Regions from separate parts of the Mus musculus genome. Here region 1 is linked to region 2. Evidence: chromatin loops called from intact Hi-C (ENCODE). Cell type or tissue: left cerebral cortex. All regions are shown on one strand. Links, peaks and the distances in the headings refer to the core of each region. The heading gives the core; the rest is flanking DNA.

Evidence for each region. Hi-C counts contacts between places; a loop is a spot of excess contacts. Peaks named below come from ENCODE experiments on the same cell type or tissue, not always from the same donor. Only the 100,000 strongest peaks of a DNase experiment are listed, where the experiment ranks them.
Region 1: a loop joins it to region 2, with 2.1 times the contacts of the local background. A loop is called at or near these places in 2 of 42 quality-filtered maps.

What each region holds. Positions count from the first base shown.
Region 1 is chr10:93,886,060-93,895,234 of GRCm38, reverse strand. Metap2 (methionine aminopeptidase 2) reads left to right here and starts at 4,033. Exons shown (of 12, transcript NM_019648.3): 1 at 4,033-4,138; 2 at 4,961-5,697; 3 at 8,134-8,241. The coding sequence starts at 5,547. In left cerebral cortex, for the core only: a CTCF peak has its summit at 3,760 (motif pointing right); DNase peaks (open chromatin) are centred at 5,116, 5,406 and 5,803; H3K4me3 peaks cover 2,298 bases; H3K27ac peaks cover 1,601 bases.
Region 2 is chr10:93,967,869-93,977,043 of GRCm38, reverse strand. It overlaps Vezt (vezatin, adherens junctions transmembrane protein), which reads left to right. Exons shown (of 12, transcript NM_172538.5): 10 at 2,499-2,599; 11 at 3,002-3,209; 12 at 6,340-9,175. The coding sequence ends at 6,851. Among named protein-coding and RNA genes, the nearest start is that of Mir331, 8.6 kb to the right of the region's middle. In left cerebral cortex, for the core only: no CTCF peak of the experiment used is centred there; no DNase peak of the experiment used is centred there.

The DNA of each region.
Region 1 (9,175 bases), core at 889-8,888, 82 kb after region 2:
TATGATATAGTAGATGCCTGTAAAAGCCAGCATGATATGGTCCATGCCTGTGAGAGCCGACCATGATATAGTCCATGCCTGTGAGAGCCGACCATGATATAGTCCATGCCTGTGAGAGCCGACCATGATATAGTCCATGCCTGTGAGAGCCAACATGATGTAGAATATGCCTGTGAGAGACGAGCAATCCTGGGAGTCAAGGCAGAGGCAGAAGTCTAGGCCAGCCTGGGCTACAAATAAAAATCCTGCCTCAAAGGAAATGAAAACTAACACTCACAGTCTCTTTTTCTCTCCCTCCCTCTGCCCTCCCCCTCCATCTCTGTAAGAGATAATACTTTGGTTATCATTTGGGGGGCGGGTTGAGACAGGGTTTCTCTGTATAGCCCTGGCTGTCCTGGAACTCACTTTGTAGACCAGGCTGGCCTCGAACTCAGAAATCCGCCTGCCTCTGCCTCTTGAGTGCTGGGATTAAAGGCATGCGTCACCACGCCCAACTTTGGTTATCATTTTTTTTAAGGTTTAGAAAAACTTTCCAGAAGGTTTATATAGTTTTCCTTCATTTCTTATTGAATAACATTGCCACACATGCCGATGCCGTTGCCTAAGTGATTAAAATTGAGCATCAGCTCAGTCTGCAGTTTCCTTTTCGTGATGGAGAGGTTCACCTGGTTATGCAAAGAAATGTGGACATGCCAAGCACGGCAGGATACACCTGTAGACCCAGGACTCAGAAAGGTGAAGGGTTATGCTTAGATGTGAAAAACTAAAAATGAATTCTGTATATGATCAACTTTCTTATCCACTGACATTGGAGCAAAATCTTCCCATTGACAGAGCTGTGTCCACAAACAGTTCACAGCCAGTGTTCAGACTGGGTCATCTGAAAGCAGGAAATAGCTACAAGAGCTTGTAGGCTCTCATCGTGCCTCTGAGGGGTAGCAGCACCCATGAAGTACACACACGTACCTACAGGCAAAGCACTGATACACATTAAATTAAGAAGGAAGGAAGGGAGGGAGGAAAGGAGGAAGGGAGGGAAGGAGGGAGAGAGGGAAGAAGGAAGAAAGGAAGGAAGGAAGGAAGGAAGGAAGGAAGGAAGGAAGGAAGGAAGGAAGGAAAAAAGCGAGCCAGGTGTGTGCCTTTAATCCCAGCATTTAGGAGGCAGAGGCAGGCAGATCTTATAATTTAGGCCAGCCTGGTCTACAGAGAGAAATTCTGTCTTGAGGGGAGGGGAACTGGGGGGCTGCAACATGGACATGAAAGATCTGCCTAAGGGCTTCAACTTTCAACCACGAGGTAGAAACTGATTGTCAGCAAACAGCGGCTAACTGGGCAAAAGAAAGGAAATAACTGTTTTATACATTGGCCCAGAGGAAACAGCATTTTGATTCCCAGTAGAAACAAAACAAAACAAAACAAAAACAAATGAAATAAAATGCTTGGTCACCATGGCTGTTTGGCTGAAAGGCATTTTTCCAGGAAAGGCCAAATCCAGCGAGGTGGCCTCACTGGGTCAGAGCTGGTATAAGGGAAAGAAAGCATTAGGCAGAGTATTTTATCCTGCTTTCTTCCATGAGCTCTCTCTCTCTCTTTTTTTTTAAAACTTATTTATTTATTTTATGTATATGAGTACACTACAGCTGTCTTCAGCTCCCTCTTCTGTGAGCCACCATGTGGTTGCTGAGAATTGAACTCAGGACCTCTGGAAGAGCAGTCAATGTTCCTAATCGCTGAGCCATCTCTCCTGCCCCTCCCATGAACTCTTGATACTGAGTCCTAGGTAGCTCTTAACTAATCCCTTAAACTCCTGTAAGGGCAATATTATTCCTGATAGTTTAGCCACAGGAGAAATTCTTAGTTATACTAATGCTTTCTCTAAAGTCCAGTTTCTACACATAGAAGGCTAATTTGCTTTCCATTGCTGTGGTTAAAACATCATGACCCAAAACAGCTTGGGAAGGTAAGGGTTTATTTGACTCACATGTCAGAGTCCATCATCAAAGGATGTCAAAGACAAGCACTCAGAGGCAGGAGCTGAAGCAGAAACCCTGCAAGAGCATTGCTTATTGGCTTGCTGTTCATGCCTTTTGTCTCATATGTGTTTATTGCTGTGAACAGACACCATGACCAAGGCAACTCTTTTTTTTTTTTTTAAAGATTTATTTATTATATGTAAGTACACTGTAGCTGTCTTCAGGCGCACCAGAAGAGGGTGTTAGAGCTCATTATGGGTGGTTGTGAGCCACCATGTGGTTGCTGGAATTTGAACTCAGGACTTTTGGAAGAGCAGTCAGTGCTCTTACCGGCTGAGCCATCTCGCCAGCCCCCAAGGCAACTCTTATAAAGACAACATTTATTTGGGGCTGGCTTGCAGGTTCAGAGGTTCAGTCCACTATCATCAAGGCCAGAACATGGCAACAGTCAGGCAGGCATGGTTCAGGAAGACCTGAGAATTCTACATCTTTATCTGAAGGCTGCTAGCAGAATACAGGCAGATAGAGTGAGGGCCTTAAAGCCCACACCCATTCGAGGCCAGCCTGGTCTACAGAGTGAGTTCCAGGACAGCCAGGGATACGCAGAGCAACCCTGTCTCAAAAAAACCAAACCAAACCAAACCAAACCAAACAAAACAAAACAAAAAAAACAAAAAACAAGAAACAAAAAACAAAAAAAAAAAAAAAAAGAAAAGAGGAAAGAGAAGAAAAGAAAAGAAAAGAGCCCACACTCACAGACATACCTACTCCAACAAGGCCACCCACACCTAATTGTGCCACTCCCTGGGCCAAGTGTACACAAACCATCACACTTTACCCAGCTTCCTTTCTTATACCACCAACCAGAAACACCTGGTTAAGGGATAGAATTGCCTACAGTGGGTTGGGCCCTTCCACATTAATCATTTAATCAAGACAATGTGCCTGTAGACTTCCCTACAGGCCAATCTGATGGATGCATGCTCTCAGTTGAAGTTTCCTCTTCCTGGATGTCTCTAGCTCGTGTCTAGTTTGTAGTCTCTAGACAGAGACCATGAGGAAGGTGAAGAATTCCACTACTAAGTGTATGCTTTTACAAGAACAACTTTGTTACAAGATAAGAAGAAAGTCTATTAAGACAAAATCTGAGGGGACTATCCTGAGTTAGAAGAATTTTACTACTCTTGCAGTTGCAAAGAGAAGCTAATAACACATTGTAAAATAAAAGCTAATTTGAGATGTCATGAGATACAGTAAAGATAAAGAAAATAGTTGTTGGTGGTGGTACTTGCCTTTAATCCCAACACTTGGGAGGCAGAGGCAGGCAGATATTTGAGTTTGAGGCTATTAGTCTACAGAGAGAGTTCTAGGACAGCCAGGGCTGTCTTGAAACACTCCCACTGTCTCTCCCCTCCCCCGCCAAAAAAATATAGGAAAAATATTATAGAGGGCAAGGAAAATATGTTTAATTTCAAGAAAAGTCCTTTCCAGAACCCTAAGGAGAGGATTACAATTCCCTAGTGGAATGGGTTTGGGATTCTTCATCCTCAAAGCAGATCCTTAGTGCACTCCAATTTCTTTTTAATATCTTTTGTTAGTATCTCCTAACAAAGTTGTCCTATTAAAGCATCAGTGGCTTCCTAAGACCAGAAACCAACAGCGTCTTTTGAGACTGTGCCGTCTACCCTTTCTGTAGTAGGTTTTTTTTAAAGATTAATCTATTTATTATATGTAAGTTTAGTGTAGCTGTTTTCAGACACACCAGAAGAGGGCATCAGATCTCATTATGGATGGTTGTAAGCTATGTGTTTGCTGGGATTTGAACTCAGGACCTTCAGAAGAGCAGTCAGTGCTCCTTGACAGAATCTCCAATACCCACCCCCAAATCAAACCCCCAAACTTGCAAACACCAGTGTCCTCTTGGTTTTCTTTGTACTTTGGTCACTGAACTTTCAAGCCTTCTGCCACACTTGGGCCCAATGCTGCTAGCATCCCTATCTCTAGTAAACATTCCTCAGGATGACTGGGTATCTTTGTCTGCATGCCCTGCAGGGATCTCAACCTTTGGATGTAGGCAGTTTATCTTTGACTCCACCTCATCCACAGCCTCCTGGGCCAGAAACCTGGGTGCCATTCTTACCTTCTCCCCCGCCTCCAAGATCAAGGTCAGTTATATTCTCTTAATTATACTTCAGAAATATTTCTGTCTTCAAGCCTCTTGTCCCTGGTCCCCAGTTATAGCCTTTGCCTACACTTTCATCGGTATTGATACCAGCAGTAGCTTACTACTTCTCTATGACCTCTAGCTTCTGCCATCTTCGTTCTACCTTTAGAACAGAGACCATCAGACCTAAAGATCCCTTTTTTCAGTAAAGGTGTGCACCACCACTAGGCTTTGCTTCTGTTTTTATAGTGCTGGGGATTAATGTAGGGTCTTTAGCATTAGAACAAGTGCTCAACCGCTGAGCTACACACTCCCAGGCCCCATTTTATGTAGCTGTGGTCAGGCCTGTATAAAGTGAAACCGCTAACAAAGAGAACCTTCGAAGCTATTCTGACATCAATGAAATTTGGTACCTAGTTTAAAACTAATGAAAACACCAGAACTCTCTAGCTGGGCAAAGATCCTTACTGATGATAACTCCTTGGTTTATCCAGATAGCTACTCACCATCTACTTTGGCAATGGTCTAAAAAGAAAAGAAAATTGCAATCTGAATAAGGGACTCTGATGAAGCACTAGGGGAAAAGACATGGGCAGAATTCAAGCATACTTTGTTGAAGCATCTAAAAGTGAAGAACTGACTGAAAACTAAGAAGAGTGTGTGTTTTGGCATTATTGAGGAAGGCCTGTTCCCATTGGTCAGAACCTGCACTTGTCTCAAAATAAGAGACGCGTGAGAACGTAGTGTCCTTTTATTTTGAGACGGGGTCTCTAAATAATCCTGGAAACTCACTCTGCAGACCATATTGGCCTCGCATTTACAGAGATTCTCCCGCTTCTCTGCGGAGTGCTGGGATTAAACGGATTAACCGCCTCCAAGCGATGATCCTATCTTGAACCATCGGAGGTTTGGAGTGCAGCATACGAAACGCGGAATTCCGGCTTCCAAAATTATCCCACGCTTCTCGACAGCTTCCCCGCGAGCTGTGACAGTGAGTTTAACGCGGTCTTTGAGTCATCAAGAATGTGTGTGATAAATACATTATTTTAACCCTCTCTCATCACTGCCTGTAGGATTTTTTTTTTTAAATAGGGAACACTAAATTCCTCGTGTTAGTGGCATCTCCTGCGCACTCTGGAGCGAAGCCCCCCTGCTTTTTCCCAGGCTGGGAAGATGCGCACAGGGGGTGCAGAAGCTTAGGGTCAGAGTAAGCGCTGAGCCAGGAGAGGGGGCGGGCACTTAGACCGCGTGCTGCAGAGTCCTCCGCCGTCCCAGCATTCCCTGCGTCCGGACCATCGAGCGCGGCTTCCGGCGTCGCTGGTGGAGGTGGGTGAAGAAGGAGCGGGCCCTCGCCGCTCGTTCTCGCTCCCTCTCTCTCTCTCTCTCTCCCTCTCTCTTTCTCGGGCAACATGGCGGGCGTGGAGCAGGCAGCGTCCTTCGGGGGCCACCTGAATGGCGACCTGGATCCAGACGACAGGGAAGAGGGAACCTCCAGCACGGCCGAGGAAGCCGCCAAGAAGAAAAGACGGAAGAAGAAGAAGGGCAAAGGGGCTGTGTCAGGTAAAGGAGTCGTGCTTTCGCCGTCCCTGCCCGGCATGGCCGAATGACTTGGCTCAGGCCCGCCAGGGGTGCCCGGGGGATGGGAACCGGGAGGGAGCCCTGGCCCTCGTTCAATCGTCAGGCCTGGCGGAGTGGCTGGCATGGCCAGCTTTCCGTGCCACGGCTCCTCGGTAATGGTGGGAGGGTGTAGGGGATGAGAGCGCCTCCGCTTCCCGAATGGTAGCGCTAGCGAGGGTCTCCGGGGCGCGATTTCAGCTCCCACGCAGACAGTGGCACGGACCTGAAACATGCACAGGATTCAGCTCCACCATCTTCGGCGCGGGTTTTGGACACCGCCTCGGAATCCCTTCCGACCCTAGTTGCGGCCTGGTTGCTGGACCTACCTATTTTGGTCCAGGGTTGGGGGTTGGGTATTGGAGCAGATTGCCGGGACGGTACGTCCTCCCCTTGTGTCATTCGCATGCATACTAGGGCTTCAGTTTTGGATTGCAGATTAGGGGGGGTTCGTCTCTGAGTCTCTGTCCTTACAGACAGCTCCTGTCACTGACCGTTGGGTGGTGGTGCAAAAATCTCACAGCATGCTCAACCTTTAGGGTTTGCAGGCCTGAATTTTGATGCCACTTGGCATGCGGTGCAGCCAGCGTAGTCTGCGATTATGAATGGATTTTCCCCAGCTAGTAATAACCTAGTTCCGTGGGTAAGGCGAGGACACAGCCGCATGTTTACAGTTGGACCACGTTAACCAGGAACATGTCTTATCTTGAGACGTTTTTGTTTCACAACCACCTCAGGGTTTGGTTTTTTCTTTTTTTTTTTTTTTTGTATTTAAGGGTCATCAGATAAAGGATGAGAGAAAAATGGAGTTGGAATTAAGAGAAAGTGGTGTGAACTTTTCTGCCTACTTAAGAATTTTGGTGGTTAGATGGGAGTGAAAAGCAAGAGTCGGCGTATCTTTGTAGGCCTTCCCTAGAGCAGAATTTAATCTAGGGGCATTCTGTTGTGGCTCGGTGGGCTTGCAGTACATTCTGAACTCTGCAGTTTGCCCTTGAAGGTGAGCAACAGACAATTGGTTTATAGGTTTGTTTGTTAGTTTGTTTGTTTTTGAAACAGGGCTTCCTCTGTGGTGGTTGGGATTCTCAGTAGACCATGCTAGCCTTATGAACTAAGAGATTCTCCTGTCTGTGTCTCCAGAGTACAGCATCAAAGTTGTGCAGCACTCTATCTGGCAGTTTTAGTTCTTTGGAACAGGGTTTTACTATGCGTCCTTGGCTGTGGGGCCAGGGGGTGGGGAGGGGGGGCTGGCTTCCAATTCACAGAGATCCACTGGCCTATTCTTAATATTTTTAAGTTGTTTCTCAGTGGGAATCTTCTTTAGTAGCCAGCATGTGCTGGAGTATATTTAATATATTTATCTGTGTGGGCATACTGCTCCTACAGATGGGTGGCTTAGCTGGGTGTGGTGGCGCACGCCTTTAGTCCCAGCACTCGGGAGGCAGAGGCAGGCGGATTTCTGAGTTCGAGGCCAGCCAGGTCTACAAAGTGAGTTCCAGGACAGCCAGGACTATACAGAGAAACCCTGTCTCGGAAAAACAAACAAACAAACAAACAAACAGATGGGTGGTTTAGATATTTACAATGTTGCATTTTAGTAATGGATTATCTTTCCCTATCTAGATTTGTTGTTGTCATTGTTGTTGTTGTTCAGCTGGTGTGTAATCTCTTCTTCCTATGGCCTTCAGCTTGTAGTGCCTATTTTGTATATATGTATAGTAATCACAATACATATTTTGTTGTCGCTGGGCAGTGGTGGCGCACATCTTTAATCCCAGCACTTGGGAGGCAGAGGCAGGCGAATTTCTTTTTTTCTTTTCTTTTTTTTTGAGACAGGGTTTCTCTGTGTAGCCCTGGCTGTCCTGGAACTCACTCTGTAGACCAGGCCGGCCTCGAACTCAGAAATCCACCTGCCTCTGCCTCCCGAGTGCTGGGATTAAAGGTGTGTGCCACCACGCCCGGCTGGCAGGCGAATTTCTGAGTTCAAGGCCAGCCTCAACTACAGAGTGAGTTCCAGGACAGCCAGGACTGCATAGAGAAACCCTGTTTTGAAAAACCAAAAATAAGTAAATAAATAAATAAAAATATCTGTTGTCATCTAATTTTTAAAACTTCTTTAAGGTTAAATTGCTTAGGGTAGGGATCAACTTACATTTCTGTTTATCCTGTAGGGGCTATCATATATAATGGAGAATTCTCTAGAATGACCTGAGTAGACGGGACTACTTGGGTCTGGAAGTTTCTCTCTGTGGTTTAACAAGTAATGCTACTGCTTCTGTTTAGTTTCTCATGCTGCTTATTGTGAAAAGATCCGTGAACTGTACAGGATCATTAGAAAATATCCAGGCGTGGGAATCATTTGATTGTCCTGTTTTGTTTGAACAGCAGTGCAACAAGAACTTGATAAAGAATCCGGAGCCTTGGTGGATGAAGTAGCAAAACAGCTGGAGAGCCAAGCACTGGAGGAGAAGGAGAGAGATGACGACGATGAAGGTAAGCACTGGTTCTCAGCCTTGTTACAAAAGACAGAAAAGGCAACTTTTATGGTTTTTTTTAAAGATTATTTTCTTTTAATGTGTCTGTGCAAGTGCTGGCATGTAGTGCACAGTGTTCATGCTAGCCTAACCTTCAGAGACCACAGAAGGGTGTTGGATACTTGGAACTGCAGTTACAGGCAGTTCTGAGCTGCCTGATGTGGGTGCTAAGAACCAAACCTGGGTCCTCTGTAGCAGTATCAAGTGCTCTTAAGCCGGCTCTCCAGCCCTGAAAACAAGACGTTAATTAAGGAAATGTTTTTTTTTTTAAATAGATTTATTTTATGTATGTGAGTACATTGTTGCTCTCTTCAGACACACCAGAAAAGGGCTTTGGACTTCATTACAGATGATTGTGAGCTACCATGTGGTTGCTGGGAATTGAACTCAGGACCTCTGGAAGAGCAGTCAGTGCTCTTAACCTATGAGCCATCTCTCCAGCCCTAAGGAAAATGTTTACTGTCCATCTTGTAATTGCCTACCGTTTGACTGGTTGAAATTTAATTAATGTCACAGGTAAAAAGGAACAAGTATTTATTAGCAACCCCTTGGCTGTGTTGAATACTTGCTTAAATAGCAAGATTTCAACTTTTAGATACATACTTGGCAGAAGGCCAGGTGCTGGATGAGTATGATACGAATTAGAAGCTGTTTATTTTAATATTTACTGAGCTGCTACAGTGTGCTATCTGTCTATGGTACGTTCATGTGACTTCTCTTTTTAATCTCACCAAACCAGATGAAGTTGATGCTGTCATTGTGTGTGTACGTGTCTATGTACCAAATAAGTTTTTTAATATTTTTATATACATTAGCTGCACCACTTTAGGTATAACCACATATTACGTTTGTATCACACACACACAGTGGTTATGGGATGTGCCTAAAGTGGT
Region 2 (9,175 bases), core at 589-8,588:
ATTTGATGTGATGGAACTGTTTGATATTTAGGTTGTTAGTAGTTTATGTATTTGTCTGACCCCATAGAATTGGGTACCAAAAGGTAAGATTTTTGGAATGAATAGATTAGCTTAAATTATTTTCACTTGTTTTAGGTTTTTTTTTTAAATTTGCGTATGTGTATTTATATAACTGTTTTTAATGGTAGTATTCTTCAGAACTATTTAAGAGTAAGTGGCAGGCATAAAATTCCACTATCTCAAAATATTTCTATGATAATTGCCAATTGATAATTTCCTAATCCATTTTCTCTTTTACACTTATTATTTGGCATTTTATTCTAATGTAAAGAATCCATTTGTCCTCTTACTTATATCAGTAAAACTTTATGGATGCAAATCTTACAGTGAATTTTAATTTGTTATTATAATTATATGAAGATCATCTTTTTTTTTCTTTTTGCTAATCTTTTCAGTTAGTATAAAAATGAGTTTATTTCATTGTGTCATTTTCGCGTTCGCATCATCTTACTTCCTTGCTCCCTCCTGGTACTGGTTCTGACCCTGGAGAGCCCTCAGGCCTTTCAGTGGGGTGTGGTGTTTAGGAAGCAAGGTCTGGATGCTATGTGTGCTCATTGCCCCCCCCTCCCGATGCAATTGCTTCCACATCTCAGTGTACAGCTGGAGTGGAACAATATATTTTACAGCTGTACACATATTCAGATCCATGACTGTACCTGCCTGTGTGTTAAGAGCTGTGCCATATCAATAGTGCTAACAGAGTTTCAACACCATGTGATTTATTGCCCTTCCCCATTTCCATATTCAAACCTCCCCTCTCTGGTTATGGGAATCTTGACTCATAATTTTCAACTTATTTACTTAGCACAAATCCCTCAACACTGTGTACAGCTGTGGACTCTTCCTCAGAGAGTCCTCTCTTTCCTGCTCCATGTGACCACACAAGCCCATGCACATCTAGAGTGTCCTCTAAGCTCTCCCACCATCTTGCCATTCCTTGCTGGCTAAGATGCCCTTTTCTGCTTTACCCCAGCACCAGGGTAATTTGTGCAGTAGGCCTCTTGCCAGGTAAAAGTCCCCATTGGAACCCAAATTTACCTCCTCTCCTTGACATTTCAGTTGATCTTGTTATTTTTAAAGCTTTATTTTAATATTTATTTTATGAAGAATTAAGGAAATTGTCTGCTTAAAAGTTTAAAAGCCCCAAAAGAGTAGGACTCTGATGACAAGCCTCATCAACCCCTGTCCCAGCCCATGGTGACTTTCTAGTGTCTCCATACCCTAGAGAGTCCATGCACGTGTTCATAAAGTAAATGTCAATGTTTAAATATTTTGTCAAATGTGTTCATTTAGTATACTTTCTCTTGAAAAAAATAGGTATTTTTCCTAGTGTGGTTTCTGAATTTTTATGTCATAAAGACTACCTACATTTCAAAAGTGTTTAGTAAGTTTGTGATTTCTTCTTATACTTGTGTGTGTGTGTGTGTGTGTGTGTGTGTGTGTGTGTGTGTGTGTGTGTGTGAGTGTGTTTGTCAGATGGTTGTGAGCCACTATGTGGTTGCTGGGAATTGAACTCGGATCCTCTGGAAGAGCAGTCAAGTGGCCCCTGAGCCATCTCTCCAGCCCTGTATTTTCTATTTAGCAGTATTGATCAACTACCGTCAAGAGCTGAGGTGTCCATCAGCTGTCTCCCACATGCTAGGCTTACCCAAGGGCCAGGGTTCCACCCCAGGACTTCAGAAGCGACAAACAGTACTCTGGGTTTGGATTTTCTGTGGTTGATCATTTTGTTGACCAGTTTTCATTTTTTTATTCAAAGGCCTTACTGTGTTGTATCAATACTGACAAGAAAAACTGTTCTACTGTCAGCCCAATGGAACTTTCTTGAGTGTGTGGTCTGGTAGGCTGGCCTCAAACTCACAGATCTACCTGCCTCTGCCTCCAAGTGTTGAGATTAAAAGGCTGCACTACCATGTTTTGTTCTGGTTTGATTTGGTTTGGTTTGGTTTGGTTTGGTTTTAAGGAGAAAGAATAATGTTCCGTTTTAAAACCCTCCCAACACTATGAACAAAGTATTTTGTGAGAGTGGAATATTTGTCAGCTACCATGTGACAGATACTATGGCCGTGTACTGCTCAAGGTTAACTTAAAGCCAAGTGGTAAATATATATAGCTATTACTGTTCCCTTTTGGCGTCTTTCATTTTTGCAAATAAAAGATTCTAGCCAGAACAATTTGGGAGCCAGATAGGGTAATACACATAAAAAAATCTAACACTCAGGAGCCTGAGGTAGGAAGATTATTAGTTTAAAACCAACCTGGGCTCCTAAAAAGATCCTGTGTCAAAACAAGAAAACCAGGGGAAAATGAAGTCAGACTGTGAGACTAAGAGGTAGTGCTGAGGACATCATGTCACTAGATGTCACCCTAGTGTGTGTTTCTGACGGCCTGTTTCTCGTCCTTGCTCTGCCCTTCCTTCCTCCACTGTCTCTCTGAAGGCAAGCCTGGAGTAGCCTGTGAGAACCCACACTGCACCGCGGAGCCCTTGGTGCGGCCAGCTCTACACATTGAGGACAGAGACCCCATCCCTGAGGAGCAGGTAAAGGGGAGTGGTGCTGGCTTCCCCCTGAAGAAGCGGTCCCTATGCAATTTGCCTGCTTTTACTTCAGGTGGCATGGGTAACATCAGATCAATTGTTGAAGTTCTGCTTCTAATGAGGTTAAGATGTAGTACAGTGTCATGTAAACTTATGTAAAATATTTGCTCTAGCGCCTTGAATTAGATTCATCAACTCAGAGTATTGATAGCGTTAAACTTTCTCATCTAGAACTTTTTAGTATCCACTGTTTGGAGATTTTAATTTGTCAGCAGATAGGTTTGTCACCTTCCTTCCTCCCCAGCTGTCCTTTGAGAAGGTCCTCCAGGATGCATAGCGCAAGTAGTGAGTACTGCTCAGAGACCTGTTGGCTTGACGTTCTTTCTGTCTTTGGTCCATTTTTAGGAATTAGAAGCTTATGTGGATGACATAGACATAGAAAGTGAGTTCCGAAAGGACGATTTCTATCACTTGTCTCAGGAAGACAGAGAGAGACAGAAGCGCGAGCAGGAGGAGTCCAGGCGGGTGCTGCAGGAGCTGAAGTCTGTGCTGGGATTTAAGGCTTCCGAGGCTGAGAGGCAGAAGTGGAAGCAGCTGCTGTTCAGTGACCACGGTAAGCACCGCCCCCAGAGCGCGGTCCTGGGGGGGCGTGGGGGCAGGAATCGCTTCTCTTTGAACCATGAGTGTTATTTAAACTGTAGAACTCTGGATCCTCCGGTCAGTACAGGACTCTCATACAAAGTCAATTTGACCAATAAAAAAACACCATGTAATCACACTAGACTATGGAGTCACACTTTTTCACCGGTTATTTAATTCTTTGATAGATTTCTTTCAGAGTGGACCTTTAATTGGATACATCATGCTGGCCATGGTGGCACTGTAATCCCAGCAAGGTGGTTGAGGCAAGGAGGATCAGGAGTCTGAAGCCAGCTGGGGCTGCACAGTGTGTTTGTGTGACCTAGCTACACAGCAGGACCCTTTCAGGGGGTGAGGGGACAGACAGAAGAAAACTATTATCTTGAGATGCTAAACCCTGTTCTCTATCCAAGTACTTCAGTAAGACTTACCATTAACTTCATAACAATGCAATATGCATAAAGACCTAAACCACGTGGCCTCTTCGTTCAGGTTACTCAAGTACATGGAAGCAGAGGTGTTTCTGTGTACTCCGACTCCATAGTCAGGTTTGGATGTTGTTGGCTGCCCTTACACATCTTCATGTCACTCTCACTTTTCTCTTCAGTCACACGTCATGGGAGGCAAGAGAATGTATGAAGAGAAAGAAACTTGACAGTTGTCAATGTCAATTTATTTCATTCTCAGTTGAATTAATTCCTTTGGACTTACAAGGAGGTAGAATGGGCTTTCCACTCCGTTTTAGAGTGTCCTTGGGAGCCTCAAATGTGCAGTTGCCTGCCTGCCTTTCCCCTTCTTAGTAGAAGTATAGAGATAACCTGTTCTGGACAACTCCTTGGGGCTGCCCCGTCTTCTCCTAGGAACCCTCACCTTTCTCTCCAGCCTACTGTCTGTTGGTTTCATCCTTCTTTGTTGTTTCTTTTGGCTCCTTTAGAACCCAGTCCCACTAGATGATGCTTGTCCACTAGGTAGCCCTGTAGCCCACTCCCGTTTCAGCACCTTTTTCCCTGCTAAGCTCTCTTGTAACCCATTCCAGACTTGGTTCAAACTCAAACAGCTCGCTGACGATGGCCTTATGTCTTAAAACTGCACTGGTTCCATCTTCCTTTTTATATTAGCCTTGCCAGCATAAGAATCCATCCTGTCCACTTCTAATAAAGACATCTTTCCCAGTATTTCTAATAAAGGTGTCTTTCCCAGTTTACCTTTATCTAATTAGACTAGTCCTACAAACTTGCTGTGTATAGTTATGGAGTAGGTGTATACTGGCCTCTGACCTAGAACTCAGTCCTCTCTCCCGGTGTTTCCTGTGTGAGTCCTCGGCTGCCCACCTCTCCTACCAGAGAGACACGGGTAGCTGGGATGTAAAGGGAGGCTTGGGCAGCAGAGCAGAGAAATGGAGAACTTTCCAGAACCAGCCATAGAGTTCTGTAGTCAGCTTATTCCTGAGTTAGAGATTGCATGCAGATAACTTTTTTTAAAGACATAATCGGTTCTGTGCTCAGAATTTTTTTGTTTGTTTGTATCATTGTTTATCTCTAAATTTCTGTCCTTTTTTTTCTAGTTTCTATTCTCCAGCAGCATTCACTCAGCAGATTATAACTCAACAAATAGTTATCTAGTCCCTGTTAGACACCTGATGTTATTTACTGCTACATGCAGCACATGGATCAACAGATAAAAACAAAAACAAAGCCCTATTCCCCTAGAGCCTTACATTCTATACTGCTGTCAGCAGCTGCTGCCCTTCCAAATACCCTTGCTCCCTGATTCAGTTAGCAGGGATCCTGAACCCCTGAAACACGGTACACCTAGCAGACTTAGGAACAAAGAGCGTGCAGAACTGCTGAAAATTCCATTGCCTATAAGTTTGTATCTTTTGCCACTGTGCAGTGTTTTCTTCATATTATTTAACTGTAAAATGACCTACTGGTTGACATGATGGACAAATGAGAGAAAACATGTCTCCATTTGCATTTAAAAAGGCAGTAATGCTGTATAGTTTGTGAAAATAAATAAAAGATCTGCTGATGCCAGAAAAATGCTTTCCCATGACAAATGTCAGTATGTCTTCCAGAGTTGTTTTCATCTCTGCCTACAGGGGTAAAGGCCGAGTGGAATTAGAGAGGGACGGCCTCCGCTGGACCTGCTGTGGCCATGTTCTGTTGTCGCTGCTTCCATAGCGCAGTTACCGCAGCGTAGGCATGTGTCTTGGAAACGGACACGTTTTACAAATGCTTTTTAAGTGTACGCCAGACCTTCAAGACGCACTTTTTTTCCTTCCGCCATGCTTCATAATATGTTGTATGGTACTAACCCCTCGTGCTGGGAGGAGAGACTGCCTAGCGAGCAACCACTGCCTACTAACACCAAGAGGGGCTAACTAAAACTTCACTTTTCTTGCAAGGACAACTTGTACTGTATGGATCTATATTATATTTATGTGTTGTTATACTCTGTTTGGTACTTGGTCTTGAATGCAGATTTGATTTCATTTGTGTTCTGTGTAGTACTACAAAATGTAGACTATGCGTTACTCCCATTCAAGGTCTGGTAGGTGATTGGCAAGTAAGTTGAATTGTATGTTACATTTTTTATTTATTTACTTACATGTTTTACCTCATTAATATATATATATACACACACACACACATATATATATTTTTATTTGGTGAAGATGCTGTTCTTTGGGTCACATTAGGCCCAGGCTTTAGTGGGCATCAGAATCAAGCGGGATGGCTTATAAACATGCCAGCCTCCAACCCCAGTGTCCCGTTCCCCATGTGTGATCAGATTCTAGGATCTGTTGCCAGCAGCTTCCTAGGGGATAACTGGACCTGCTGAGTCAGGGACCGTGCTTTGAGAAGCACTGCCTTGGAACTGCAGACTCTTCAGCAAGTCCCCGTCTCGTTTCATTTCTTTAGGTATTTTGTCTCAAAAAACTCCCCATATTTATAAAGTTACATTTATTTTACTAGAAAGTTTTATTGTGTTTTTATTTATTTGTTGCTCCTTTTAAAAATAAGTGGGAATTTAAAAGTTGTTGGGCCCTTAGTTATTTTTTTTCCTTTTTTCTTTTCTTTTCCTCTTTCTGTTCTTTGAAGCTGTGTTGACATCCTTGTCTCCTGTAGACCCAGTGGAATCTGTAAGTAACTCAGAACCACCCATGAATTCAGATACAGAAAAAGTCAATAGTAATGCTACTGAAGAGGAGACTAGTAAGCCCTGTGCCGGCGACAAGGAAGACAGTAGGACTGAGTATGTGTGTGACAGCCCAACAGAGGGGCCAAGCAAAGACACCTCTGCAGACACAGGCCTCCTCCTTCCAGGAGCCGAGGAAACCATGTGCCACCAGCATGAGAGTGAGGCTAAGTCTCCTCAGGCTGCTGCTGCGGGGGCCACTGCCCCTCCGACTCCCAGGGACACACTGCAACTCTCCATTAAGCAGAGGCTGGCTCGACTCCAGTTGCCACCAGAATTCACCTTCTCTGCTGGCCTGGCTGCAGAAGTGGCCGCCCGGTCCCTGTCCTTTACCACCATGCAGGAACAAACTTTTGGCGACGAGGAGGAAGAACAGCTAGTTGAAGGCGGTGAAAATGAGGTGGAGGAAAAATAAAAGCCAAGATGAAGCGATGGCCTTGATTGTTCTTTTTACAAAAGTGTTCTAGCTGCAAGACTGGAAAGAGAAATGAGTGTGTGTTTACTCTCTATAAGGCTACGGCGTGAATTTACAGGGTGAATACTGATTTGAAAACCTGACCTGAAACTAGTAGATACCTGTCTAGTCAGATCCTTTAGGCATAGGAGAGAAAGGTAAGGGACTTTTTTAAAAAATAAATAAATAAACTGCTGTTTTATTTGTGGCAAAACTGATAATCTTGGCAAATCTTTAAGTACTTTTAATAAGACATGAATTTATCACTTTTTGCCAAAACTTTGCTGCCACAAGGTAACTAGGGTGATTGTCTTCCCGAGCAGAAACATTTAGAATGAGCCCTTTCTACTGTGTCCTTGCAGTGTGAACTGCAGCGGTCATGTTAATACATTGTTCGTACTTTATTTTGTTTATACCACTCGTAAAACAAAGAGACAGGTTCTAAATAAAAGTATTTAATTACCACAACCGATGTGTGCTGGGGTTTGGAACTGGAAAGTAGTTAGCAGGGAGCTGGGACTGCAGCGTATCTTGGACATTTCTCACGGGTCATGCAGAGGTTAAGAGGACAATGTCCTCTTAGGGGACACCCCATGATGTCCAAGCGCTGTCACTCCAGCAAAGGCCCCAGCCCCAGCCCTGCAGGAACTAATTTACATCAGTTTACTGGAAGACAACTGTGCCTCTGCAGTAGGTAGGTCCTGTGCTGTCTTCTAGCCTGGCCTGCCTTACTAAGACTCAGGAAACGCGTCAGCTATCTTGGAAAGCATCCTTGTCCCTTTGTGCTTCATCGTGAATGCGTCTCGAGATGCTTTCCAGAGACCAGTCTTGTCCGCTTTGTGCTGGAATTGTGTTTTCAATGAAATTTGCAGAAACAGTCTCCTTCTGAAACCTGTTGCCACTGTGCGCTCCCAGACTTTATAGGCATTCTTCTGTGAGGAATGTAAGAAAGAAAAACAAACAAAAACAAAACAACAAAACTCAGTTGATGCTGCTGTTTCAGGAGGAAAGTATCTGACTTCCTGTAACTTACTGCTTTTAGCAGGAAGCTTACTTCTTCTCAAGGTTTGTTGTTGTTTTTGGAACTGTTTCTTCTCCTGAGGAAAATCTTTCCCTTTGTCTACACTGTTGGTGATGTTGCCTTTGCTGATACTTAGCAGTGCAGCATGGCCAGAGCCGTCAGTCCCTTAAGTCAGACATGGAAGATGCTTAACTTCAAGAGAAAAGGAAGTTTTTTTAGGGAAATTTTGTTAAGCGTTCTCTTAATTTTTAACACAGGAAAACTTAGTCATTTTTAATTCTTTTAGTCTATTTTGATTCAACCATAGCAATTTCATAGAAACCCATTCATAATCTTATTTGCCAGTTTTTATAGCATGATTCATCTTTTTGGGAGTAGTATTCTGACAGCTTTTACTACAGATACTGCCAACATTGGTTTTACCAGGATCAATCTAGAACTCAGAAGAAAAAAAAAGCGTGCTTTTTGTTTTGGGGTCACTCATGAAAACAGAATTTTTACCCTTGGTGCATCTGCAGATGGGCAGGTCGGGACAGTAAGTGGTCTGTGGTCACCTAGCAGATGGGCAGGTCGGGACAGTAAGTGGTCTGTGGTCACCTAGCAAGCCTCAAAACTTTTTCTCTGTTTCTGTAAGGCCCTGATGTCTGTCAGATGCAGGGCCAGAGTCCTGGCTAATCTTTCATTTGCAGTCCTCTGTGATTTTTTTTTTTTTTGGTTTTTTTGGGTTTTTTGGTTTTTTGTGCAAGCTATGCATATTATCTAACTTCATAAAGCCCTTGTTGTCCTTCTTAAAACTAATTAATAGTCACAGCATCTGAACCTATTAGGAGTTGATGATAAGTGAGTTAGGAAGAGAACACACATTTAAGGCAGATTGCTAAGGATGTTTAAGAATACAGATTTCAGACCGTGACGCGACTTGTACTGGTGATGCCAGCACCCCAGGTGCACTGTTAGGAAGGCTACTGCGAGTCCGAGGCCAGTTGAGCGTGCTCCAGGATAGCCAGAAATACACTGTGCGAACCTGTCCAGGAAGAAAAGAAAAAAGAAAGAAAAGAAAACAACAGGTGCCAGGTGTCTGCAAAAAGAGGCGGGAGTTTGAATCCCAGGCCTTTTGTTCAGAGGATTCAAGTACTGTGACCTTATCATCTAGGGAGAGTCTTCTCAGGAAAACTGTAATTCCTGGAAATGCAGAAAGAAATGTTGGTTTGGAGGCTGGAGAAGTTATAAATGTATAGCTCCATTTATTAAAGTAGATAGTAAT